Linked DNA regions of Mus musculus: region 1 is linked to region 2. Evidence: chromatin loops called from intact Hi-C (ENCODE). Cell type or tissue: heart. All regions are shown on one strand. Each heading gives the region's core, and the rest is flanking DNA. Links, peaks and the distances in the headings are about the cores only.

Region 1 (5,239 bases), core at 1,498-3,997, 52 kb before region 2:
AGTACTAGGGACTGAACCTAGAGCCTTATGCTAGCCAAATGCTAGACATCTCCAGCATCTCTCCAGCATTTTTTTTTTTTTTTTTTTGAGACAGGGTTTCATTACGTAACGAAAACTGACTTGAACTAAGTAGTTAAGGCAGGACTTCAATTTGAGGTCTTCCTCCTCAGGAGGTTTAGCCTCCCGAGTAGTTGGGATGCAGGGCTGTGTTACTAGGTAGGCTATGTGTATTTTGTAGCCAGAAGAAGGAGGTATAAAGGGTTATAGGAATAGGGAGAGATTATAAGCCTGAAGGAGCAAGTTGTACAGAACTGGACAAAAATCAGATGGGCTGAGGCTGGATTACCTAAGGCAATTTCTCAAATCATATAAGCCCAAGGAAGCAGGGAAACAGGGATTAAGTTCTAGTTTTGGTCTTAGTCTCAGTTATGTCTCTGTGCCTTGGTTTCCTGATTTGAAATGACAGGTGGATGAAACAGAGTGGCCTCATTGATTCTGAACCTGTTGATTTTGGGAAGGGCTCTGCCAGAAGAAATCCTCAAACCAAATGTAAACCCCGGGCACAGCTAATGCCAGTTTTGGACCCATGGAGGATTTAGTTCAAGGGGTGGGTAGGCTAATCACAGGTCACTTTTGCTAGGATTAAGGTAGAGGGAAGTTCAAGTTGTTGAAGCTGGCCTTTGGAGACTTCGGTTCTCACCTCTTTAATACAGATGTTTTCAGAGGGTCAAAGAGCTTAGTTTGAGCTTGGTGATGTGCAAATTCAGTGAGGGGCCTGGCCTCTGCCCGCTGTATTCATAGTCATTGGAAACAATAGCCTGCCGTTATGTTCTCTCTATTCCTTCGTAGGGACAGAATCCCATGATAAGAAGTGTCTGACTGTTATATCCCCAGCCTGACTTTAATGTCTACATTAGACTCTTGTGGGCATTTATTATGTGCAAAGGTTATATTAGGTACTTTTGTGACACACAAGAGTCCCCTTTGGACAGACACAAAAGCTAAGGCCTCAAGAAGTCCCCAATACCCAAATGTGTCCCGCTTGCTGGGCACTGCCTATAACAGGTGTGTTAAGTACTGACTTTGTCTTTTGCTCAGTGTCAGTGGGAATCGGAACTGGGAACTGGGGGCTAACTCTGAGGGCTATCATGGTGCTGGTTCCCCTTCTCATAACCAAGGCAACTTTTTATTTCATAAATAACAGAACAGGGCATTGTCCCCTGCCGGTCTTTTCTGGGTGAGGAATGCGCTTTTTATAGCTTGGGATCGGTTCTGTTTACTTGGTTTCTTCTAGCACCGGTTATTCCTGCCTAGTTTTGTCCTTCACTGTCCTTTCTCTCTCTTCCTAGGTTTCCTCTCTGCAAACGACAACTCGAGAACACATGCTGTTTGTGTGAGTGTGCCAACCAAGGAATTTCACTCCCCTCCTTCTCCAAGGCTGCCTACCTCTCTATAAATAATTGTTCTCTTCCCTCCCTTCAGACCTGGGAGTAGTTTGGTCACATTAACGCACGCGCGCCTGCTCACACACTTTCGTGGGGCGGGGATGTAGCATGGGTGACCTTGTGAAGGTACTAGCCCACTGGGGATAGGATTAGCAAACCTGAAACCTCTGCAAATATCTGGCTTCCTCCGGCATTCCTCCCGAGGCTTCTGGCTGTCTCGTGCCTACCTCACCCAGTACCCTTTAGGCTCGCTCCGCCACACAAAGCCCCATCCGCCTATCTCCTCTTCGCAAACCCCGAGAACTTCATTCCGCACGTTGAAACTCGTCGGTGGCGGTGGCGGGTAGGACTGGGCATGCTCAGTGGCGGGGACAGGTCTGGGAGGCGAGGAAGCCGCATTTGAAGTGGCTCGGCCTTGGGATGAGGGGGAGGCGGGCTCCCCGGCCGGGGTCCACCGAGGTTCCCGCAGCTGCGCGCGATGCCGACACGCTGCGGGCGAGAGCAGCAAGCCCGGTGCGCGGGGCCCAGCTCGCCGAAGACGTGGGGACGCCGACGGGAGGAGGGGAGGAGCGCCGGGGCCACCAGCTCCCGACCGCGGCGCCGAGGCTGCGGGAGAGCAAGCCCCAGGGTGGATCGGAAGATCGGGGAACGGCCGACCGTGACCTCCAGCGAGGCTGCCAGAGCCGGAGCCCGCGCACCGCTCCGCCGGTCCCGGGCATGGGCGACCGCGGCGCGCAACACGAGCGCGCGGCCCTGCAGTCCCCGGGGGCCCCCGAGGGCGCCGCGGCCGCCGTGAACGGGCTGCTGCACAACGGCTTCCACCCGTCGGCCGCCAGCAGCCGCGACCCGCCGGCCCCACGCTTCCAGCTCCCGTCCGAGCTGCAGCCGCAGCCGCTGTTCGCCCAGCATGATTCTCCGGCCAAGAAATGCCGGCTGCGGAGGAGGATGGACTCCGGGAGGAAGAACAGGCCGCGTAAGTCCTGCCGGCAGGGAAGCGCCGGTGCCCGCGGTCGAGGGGGGCGACAGAGTGCCGCTCTGGACTGCGTCCTCCCTAGAGGCGTCGGGCGTCCAAGGTGGCGGCCCGCGGTGGCGCCTGTCTAGTCCGATCCGCCTACTGGGTCGGTCAGACACTAGCTGGAGCTGCTCCCTCGGTCACCGTAGCGGCTGGGAGAACGCACTGCCCGCTGTTATTGGTGGCCGTGGGGCAAACAACCCGACTGATCTTGGGTCTGGGACTAGGAGGAGGGCGGGCTGGCACAGCCCGGGGCTCACTGCTCCCTTCTCCGAGCACATCTTTTGGGGCGTGCATCTCAGGCTACCAGTTTGCCCTTTGAATCGCAGAGTAACCGCCAGTATCTAGGGCCCATTGGCAAGCTTAAGGAGGCGTGGAGTTTGACAATCCCCCAAATCACAGCCTATTAAACAGTGTTTCCACACAGCCAGTGAGACGGCTGGTGTAGAGGGAAACACCCACTGACACCATGTGGGCCGGAACGGTGTGGACCAATGAGGATTGCAGGTGGATTCCCCCCCTCCCCTTGGAGTGGGTCGAGTTGAGTGTTTGTAATTGTACAACTCCAAAAAGTGCGTTGTTTCACAACCTGAGACTTGTATATATAATGGTAGACTGTAAAGGGTACCTTCCCCACCTGACATTCTGGGATGTCAGTTTGTAGGTAGAGATTACGAGTTGTTTTGTTTTGTTTTGTTTTGTTGTTGTTGTTTTTTTTCCTTATCTGAGCCTAACTCCATTCAACTGGTTACCTCTTTGTGGGTGTCTTTAATGAAGCTTGTAAATGGCAGAAAGCAAAGTAAGTAGAGTCCACGGTAGTGAGCGATCGGATTCAAACGGGTACCTGTTGCATATCAATTAACTGTTCTGGGTTGGGAAATGATTAAATTGGGCTTCAATTTCTGTAAAAGGTTGATGTTTGGAAAACAGCATAACTCCTTCGCCTGTCTTTGCTTATAATTTTTATCTTTCTGTTCATAGTTTTCATAGCCTTTCTGCAATGCATTCGTTTCTAAAACGTTGGGAACCGCTTTAACACGTCTGGGTGAATCCAGTGCTTACATTTTGCAATGTTAATGTTGTGTGGAGTTTGGGAATTGCCCAGCAGATTTGATTTGGCCATGGCTGTTAGACGGTTATTAAGCATCTGCGTTTTTTGTTTGTTTGTTTGTTTTTGTTTTACATACTTTTTATAGTTTCTAGGAAAATTATTTTATGAACTTGAGATTGGCTGATACCCGTGTCTTATTTCGTTTGTTTTATTTCCCTGAGTCCACATTTTATTTATTTCTCTGATCTCCATCTTAAAGAGTTTATTATAGTTTTCAACAACAGTAACTAGACTCTAAGAGAAAAGTTGGGGAGTCTGAGTAAGGAGACTCCCTAGCCTGAGACCAGCCTGAGCTACGTGGTGAGTTGGGGGTGGGATGGTAGATAGGCAGTCACTGGTTTGAAGACCTTTCTTTTAGTGTTTTTTTTTTTTTTTCCCATTTTCTAACACTTACTGTGTGGTGGTGGGTATGTGGATGCGAGCGTGCTCGGCAGTCCAGGAGGTCAGAGGACAACTTTGAAGAGCTGGTCTCTCCTGACACGTGATCACACTCGGGTCATCAAACTCACATTGACCGGCTTGGTGACAAGGGCCCTTACCTACTGAGCTGTCTCTCTGGCCTCTTTTGGTATTTTCAAGACAGTGTTTTGTGATACAACCCCAGGCTGGCCTGAAACTCTTGGTATTCCTCAGACCTCGACCTCCCAAGTGCTAGGATCATCATACCTTACTCTGCACTGCTTAAAATACAATCTCTAACAATGATTTGAAGAAGCGAAAACTAATCTGAGCCTTAACTATGCTTTCAAAGCCATAGGAATTATTTTAAAAGACAAGGAAATGTAGTTTTCTGCCTGTGTATAGTGTCAGAAGCTAAGTGGTTTGTGTTTCTTACAAAAAAATAAATAAAAAAATAAAAGCTTTTAATTCTTCTTTTATTTATACATTCTGTTAAGTTATTTATAAATTATTTATTTACTTATTTTGTTTTCATGAGATAGGACCGTACGTAGCCCAGGCTGGCCTGAAACGTCACGTGCAGCCAAGAATCATCTTGAGCTCTTTGATCCTCCTGCCTCTAAAATAATTCATCACACTCGGTTTATTTACAACTTTTGTTTGTTTGTTTTTTGAGTTCGGGACTCTCTATGTAGCATTGGCTGACCTAGAACAGGGGAGTTATAGAGGTTCATCTAGTCCTGCCTTTTGGGTGCTGGGATTAAAAGGGGTGTGTCACCAGCCTGTTGTATTTACAGTCTTTTAAAGGACTGAATCAACACTTATTTTCCTTATCCTATTATGTTTAATTTTCTTAGATTTGAGCACACATTGATTTTCTTTTATTTTTATGCATAGGAGTGTTTCCCCAACGTGTATGTCTCTGGGGCATGCATGCATATATACAAATTTAAAAAGTAACAAACAAACAACAACAACCTGTAAATCTTAAAACCAAAATCTTAAACCCACTTTCTCCATATGAATGTGTTCTAATCTAGAAATCAAGTCAGGAGACTGGAGAAATAGCTCAGTAACAGAAGATGGAGGCGAGGCATCCATCCTTCAAAACTCCCTGGGTTTAATCTCCCAGCACCATCCAAAAGTCAAATCAGTTGTGTGTTGGTTTTACTAAGCAAGGAAAGGAGAAAGTTGTCAACTTAATGTCCATCTAAGTGTCATTTCCCCTTATGTACTCCCTAGAGGCCTTCCCTAAGACTAACTTCTTCAGAT
Region 2 (5,239 bases), core at 1,024-3,523:
CAGACCAGCCAACAGCCCTTTGTTCTCTGTATCTAGAGTGGTGGAGGAGGGGTTATCTGTTCATATTCACCTTCCTCTCCATGGTGTGCCATCTCCTGCTTGTCTCTGGCTGACCTGCCTCCTCTCCAAATAGCCTCCCTTTCTTCTTGTTTATCACATATATTTGACCAACCTCTCTTTCTGTCCCCAAGAAGAGGATGTCTTACCTCATAGACCTCTGAAAGGACAATCCTGGGCCACTTAGCTAGTAAGCCTGTTGTGTGTGGTGGGTGCCATACAGAGACTATCATGGAATCTTCACAGCAACACCGAGAAGCCAAATAATTCACCCCAGATAACCTCTGTTAAGTAAGTTTTAGACCTGGAGTTCAAAGCCAGGCCCAGCTGCTCCAGAGCCAAGTGTGGCAAGAGGCTTTGTGGACTCAGAGGGGACTCTTTTCCACTCCCAGGCCTTTTGACCTCACATTCTGTCACACATATGTAGGATTCTCGTTCGCTTCTGAATATTCTACTGCACTGACCGCCCTTAGCTGTTGTGACAACACGTTTGGCAGCTTATGACTACAGAGATTTCTTCCATCAAAATTCTTGAGGTTGATAGCCCCCAGTTAAAGCCTTGGCATCAACACAGTTCTGTAGAGGTCGTGGGGAGATTACGCTAGTTGCCTTTTCGAGGCTCTTTGTACCCCAGAGATCAGGGCGCAACACTAAGATATCTGTCTACTTCTTCAAAGGCTTCTTCCTCTAGCTTTCAGACCTTTCCTGTGTGTGTGTCCTGCCATTAGAGTTAGGCTCCATTCGGATGACTCATGATGAGACCATGTTCACAGATTCTGAGGGTTAAACCAAGGGCCCACATCCAGGCCACCAGTCTCACATGCTAATGAGTGCTTTCCCGACAACCAGGCAGCTCTTGTCTGTGTAGCACAGCTATTTTTCTGGCTGTGACTGCTGGCCTGTACTCTTTCATGCTGGAGGGGGGTTGGGGTCTGAGTGCATTTCTTGTCTTTGAAAGTGAATCTTATAGAGAGCACACACCTCCCAGGCTCCTCGCACCACCGTATTAGACTACAGCATCTAACAGGCTTTTGTTCTCTCGTAGATTGCGGACCTGCAGCTGCATAAACTGGATGAGCTGGACTGTTTGATTCAGGGCCTTCTTTACGTTGACTCGGTTGGCTTCAATGGCAAGCCAGAATGTTACTATTTCGAAAACCCCACAAATCCCGAGTTGTGTCAAAAAAAGCCATACTGTTTGGATAACCCGTACCCTATGTTGCTGGTTAACATGGGCTCAGGCGTCAGCATCCTGGCAGTGTACTCCAAGGACAACTACAAAAGAGTGACGGGGACCAGGTAAACATGCTCTCAACCAGGAGAGCCTCTTCATGCTTAAGCCATGCCTATTTCTTGATGAGCAGTATATAGTAAAAGGTTATTATCATCGAATACATTTTTTAAAAAGAACTACTTTGGGCTCCTGTACTACCAAAGAGCAGTTTATTGGATGTTTGTTTTCGTTTGGTTTCGGATGCAGGCTCTTCCCTTGTAGTTAAGGCTATCCTGAAGCTTGGTGTATAAGTCTCACAATCCTGCCTCTGCCCCCCTGAGTGCTGGGTGTATAGACATGAGCCAATAACCAGTTCTCTGGATGATACATCAGAGGAGAAGAAGTTGATTCATGTTAAGGTTAATAGCATAAGATCTTTGTCTACTGGAGGTGTCCTGCTCAGGTAGGGTGAGGGAGGGTGGCGCACATTAGTTTGCCAGCAGGTAGGTGTACTGAGTGCTGGTAGGATGGCAGAGACTGCCAGCCAACCTTGGATTGGTCAGAGACGCTTCACAGAAACTTTCTCTTGGAACCTTTGTGGTCTCAAGGCAGGAAAGATGGCTCGAAACAGCATATCATTCCAACCAGCAAACAGAAGGCTTACAAGGAATGGTTTTTCCTCTTCTTAGGTAAGCGAGGAGTCAGAGCAGCTCATAGAGGTGTTGGGATGCAGGGTATCAGAATACAGCCCTGCGACCCCTGGCGGTCAGAATACTTCATAGCTTTTTATTTGTTTTTATTTATTATCTATTCTTGCACTCAAAGACCCATGTAGGGCAAACAGGCTGAGCTTCCTGTCAATGGGCAGCTCAACATGGCCGAAGGACCTGTTGTCAAAAGTCATTAAGAGAGTCCACTGTGAACGAAATTAGGCTGATTTGGTATGAAGCATTCCTTCAACTTGCTAGACCACAAAAACCTGTCTTTAGAGGAACTAAAAAGGACTGGCGCCATGCAGCGCGTCCTTAGCATATGGTGTTGAGACCATTCGTTGTTGGTGCCAACAGTGCTGACAGATGAACATGGCTCGTTACTTGTCTGGACCCCAGGGTTCTCATTTCTGCCAGGAAAGGTGTTGCTTGATTTGTTTGTTGGTTTGTTTGGCTTCCAGCACTGAGAACTCTTTAGCATGCTTCAGCTGTAGCAGGAAAGCTCCGCCCTTTCAGTGTTCCTTCTTTTGTCAACTGGGGTTGAACAGTTAGTGTCTCTCTCTATCCCTGGGGAAGGTGATGGTAGCCAGCGTCTTAAGACATTTCTAACTGTTACAGTTGGAGGTGGGACCCAACAGTACATAGTAGCTTGAAGTCAGGGATACTGATAAAATTTGGTAATGCCTAGGGTAGCTCCTCCAATAGCAGAAGATATATAAAGTCCCCCTACACCAGGGTTGCTACAGTTGAGACACCCTGGTGCATACACACACACTGTTTGAAGCCGGTGTGGGTTCAGAATGTAGTATCTGATATGTTTAGAAACTGCTACCAGGCACACACACCTTTTTGGTTTTTAGTTGTGATTTTATTTATTTAATTTAATATCATTGTTCATGACTTACTATTCATTATCATTGTGCAGCCCTGACTGGCCTTGGAGTTCATCATGTAAGCCAGCCTGACCTCACACTCACAGACATCCACCTGCCTCTTCCCCCTGAGTCCTGGGAGTAAAGATGCCCACCACAGTTCCTGGCACAACATATATCTTTTCATTAAGAATATAGTGGCTTACTTGCTTGGCCAGGAGCAAACACTGATGCCATGGTCTCACTAGCACCATCAGGTGTGTCAGGCTAGGGATACTCAGCTAGACCTTAGAGCATTCTCCTGGCCGAAGTGTAAGTTTTATAATAACTACAGACTTCTCCTAGGAGCAATTGAGTTGGTAAATCTGCCCTCCAGGCACTAACAAGCTACACATTTTCCACAGTTAGAAATAGTCACCCTTTTGTTGATGCATACAAAATAGCTAATGAATGATATCACAGATCCAGCCTCAGATGTGCAGGCTCCAGGGATCTGTATCACCTTGAGAAGCAGCTAAGGAGCTAATTGTGGGGCGTGGCTTCTTCACACATAAGGAGTACCTGCAGAAGGTATTGATGACTGCCCTTTGTGAGCCTCCTGTCTCAGCCTCCCAAGTGCTACCATTACAGGTGTGTGCCACCACTTCCGGCCCAGAAGTTTCTCTTGTGATATGTTAGAAAACAGAAGATGTACACAGTTAGGGAGAGTGGTAAAAATTAGTATCTAAGACCACTGGTGTTAATATGCAAGCTCACTACAACTGAGCTGTATCCCCAGACATTGGGAGCACTGATGTTAAGTAAGCTCTCCCCCACTGAGCTGTTTTCCTAGACCCTTGGGGACCACTGATGTGAGCAAATGATGTGAACTTTAAAAATGTTTTACTTCTCATAAACTGAGAGATGCAACCTAGGTTGTTTGTTAATTCTGCCTTTTCTTGTATGATGTTGTTGTTTTTTCTTGCTAGCTTCTTGTTGTTATTTTGGTGGATTTCATTTTGTTTTTTGAGGCAGTGTCTCACTATGCAGCCAGAAGTGATCTTGAGTTTTCCACAGTACAACATTCATAGCCTGTACTTGTGTGTGTGTGTGTATGTGTGTGTGCGCACGCGCGCGCTTGAGTGCGTGCAGGCACATGTGTGCATGTGTGCATGCATGATCGTGCCCAAATCTTTACATAGCTGCTAGGGATTGGGACACAAGTCCTCATGCTTGTTTGTCAAGTACTTTAACAATGGAGCCACCTCCCCAGTAAGTGTTTGTAAAAAGCCATGTTACTTCATGGAATCCGTTTCCTGTTAACATGTTTTAAATGGTCGATTTTGTATACTTTCACTGCTTCCTAGATTAAGCATTTTTTTCTCCAACACAAGTCCAATTCTAAGTATGAAAATCAGTGGAAAATTAGTACATTACAGCATATAGTCTATTAAAAAGAAGAAAATAACTGTGTAACCTCAGTGGAAGGAACAGTGCATCTCTCCTGGTCATTCAGGAATCTATTTTAAGGGAATACACTCGAATGCCCATCAATGAGCACTGCTCAACAGGCATTGCCAATTCAATTTCTAAACTGAGTAACAAGATTTCTTCTCACTGACGGACAGTGATAGTATTCAATGCCCTTTCTTATCTATATATTTTGCCTCTGATATACTGAGGATTTTTTTCTGCATGTCTGCCAGAAGAAACTTGTGAGCGAGGAAGTGCCTTAACTAGATAAGGTCGAGGGTAAGGACAAGTGCTGGGAGAGCCTGGCCCTCCTGTGACGTTACGTTCCTCTCACCTGTCTGCAGCCCCCGCTGTACAGATGCACACCTGCTTTCCTAGCCAGCTTCTTGTCTGGAACCATTTTCTCTTCCTCCTTCTCACCCTCAGTTACACCAACACATCCATTAATGCGTTACCTTCTTTCTAAGTCAGCCAATGTCTTGAGATGCCTACACGGTGGTTGAATGCCTTGGTCCTGGTGGATGCCCGATTGTTCAAACATAGATTATCAGGGACAAAAAGTGTCGAAGCTGAAAATTCCAACAGACTTTTTAAAAAATGTATTTGGGGAGCAAACAAAAAAATGTAGGCAGCACACATACACAGCACCTGATCTCATTAAAACCACCGTGGGGTTTGGTATGCAGATGAAGGTAGACTGTCTTTGTGTGTTTCCTTGGTTTCCTTGGGATCTCACAATGCCACACCCATGACGTGTAGATTTTACTGGTTGTACACAATGACACATATGGCCCTTGAAAAAGAACTCTTTTTAGAGTTGAAGAATTTTTTTTTTCTGTCTAAGAATCACAGTCTGAGAATACGACACAGCTTTTTTTTTTTTTTTTTTTTTTTTTTTGGTTTTTCGAGACAGGGTTTCTCTGTATAGTCTTGGC

What was found. A loop is a pair of places that touch in the nucleus more often than their neighbours do. Peaks named below come from ENCODE experiments on the same cell type or tissue, not always from the same donor. Only the 100,000 strongest peaks of a DNase experiment are listed, where the experiment ranks them.
Region 1: it touches region 2 in a loop (6-fold over the local background); 13 of 42 quality-filtered maps call a loop at or near these places.

Annotation. Positions count from the first base shown.
Region 1 is chr19:34,875,703-34,880,941 of GRCm38, reverse strand. Pank1 (pantothenate kinase 1) reads left to right here and starts at 1,487. Exons shown (of 7, transcript NM_001114339.2): 1 at 1,487-2,418. The coding sequence starts at 1,866. In heart, for the core only: a CTCF peak has its summit at 2,456; DNase peaks (open chromatin) are centred at 1,641 and 2,851; H3K4me3 peaks cover 2,156 bases; H3K27ac peaks cover 1,855 bases.
Region 2 is chr19:34,823,237-34,828,475 of GRCm38, reverse strand. It overlaps Pank1 (pantothenate kinase 1), which reads left to right. Exons shown (of 7, transcript NM_001114339.2): 3 at 1,103-1,356. Among named protein-coding and RNA genes, the nearest start is that of Mir107, 5.1 kb to the right of the region's middle. In heart, for the core only: a CTCF peak has its summit at 2,038 (motif pointing left); no DNase peak of the experiment used is centred there.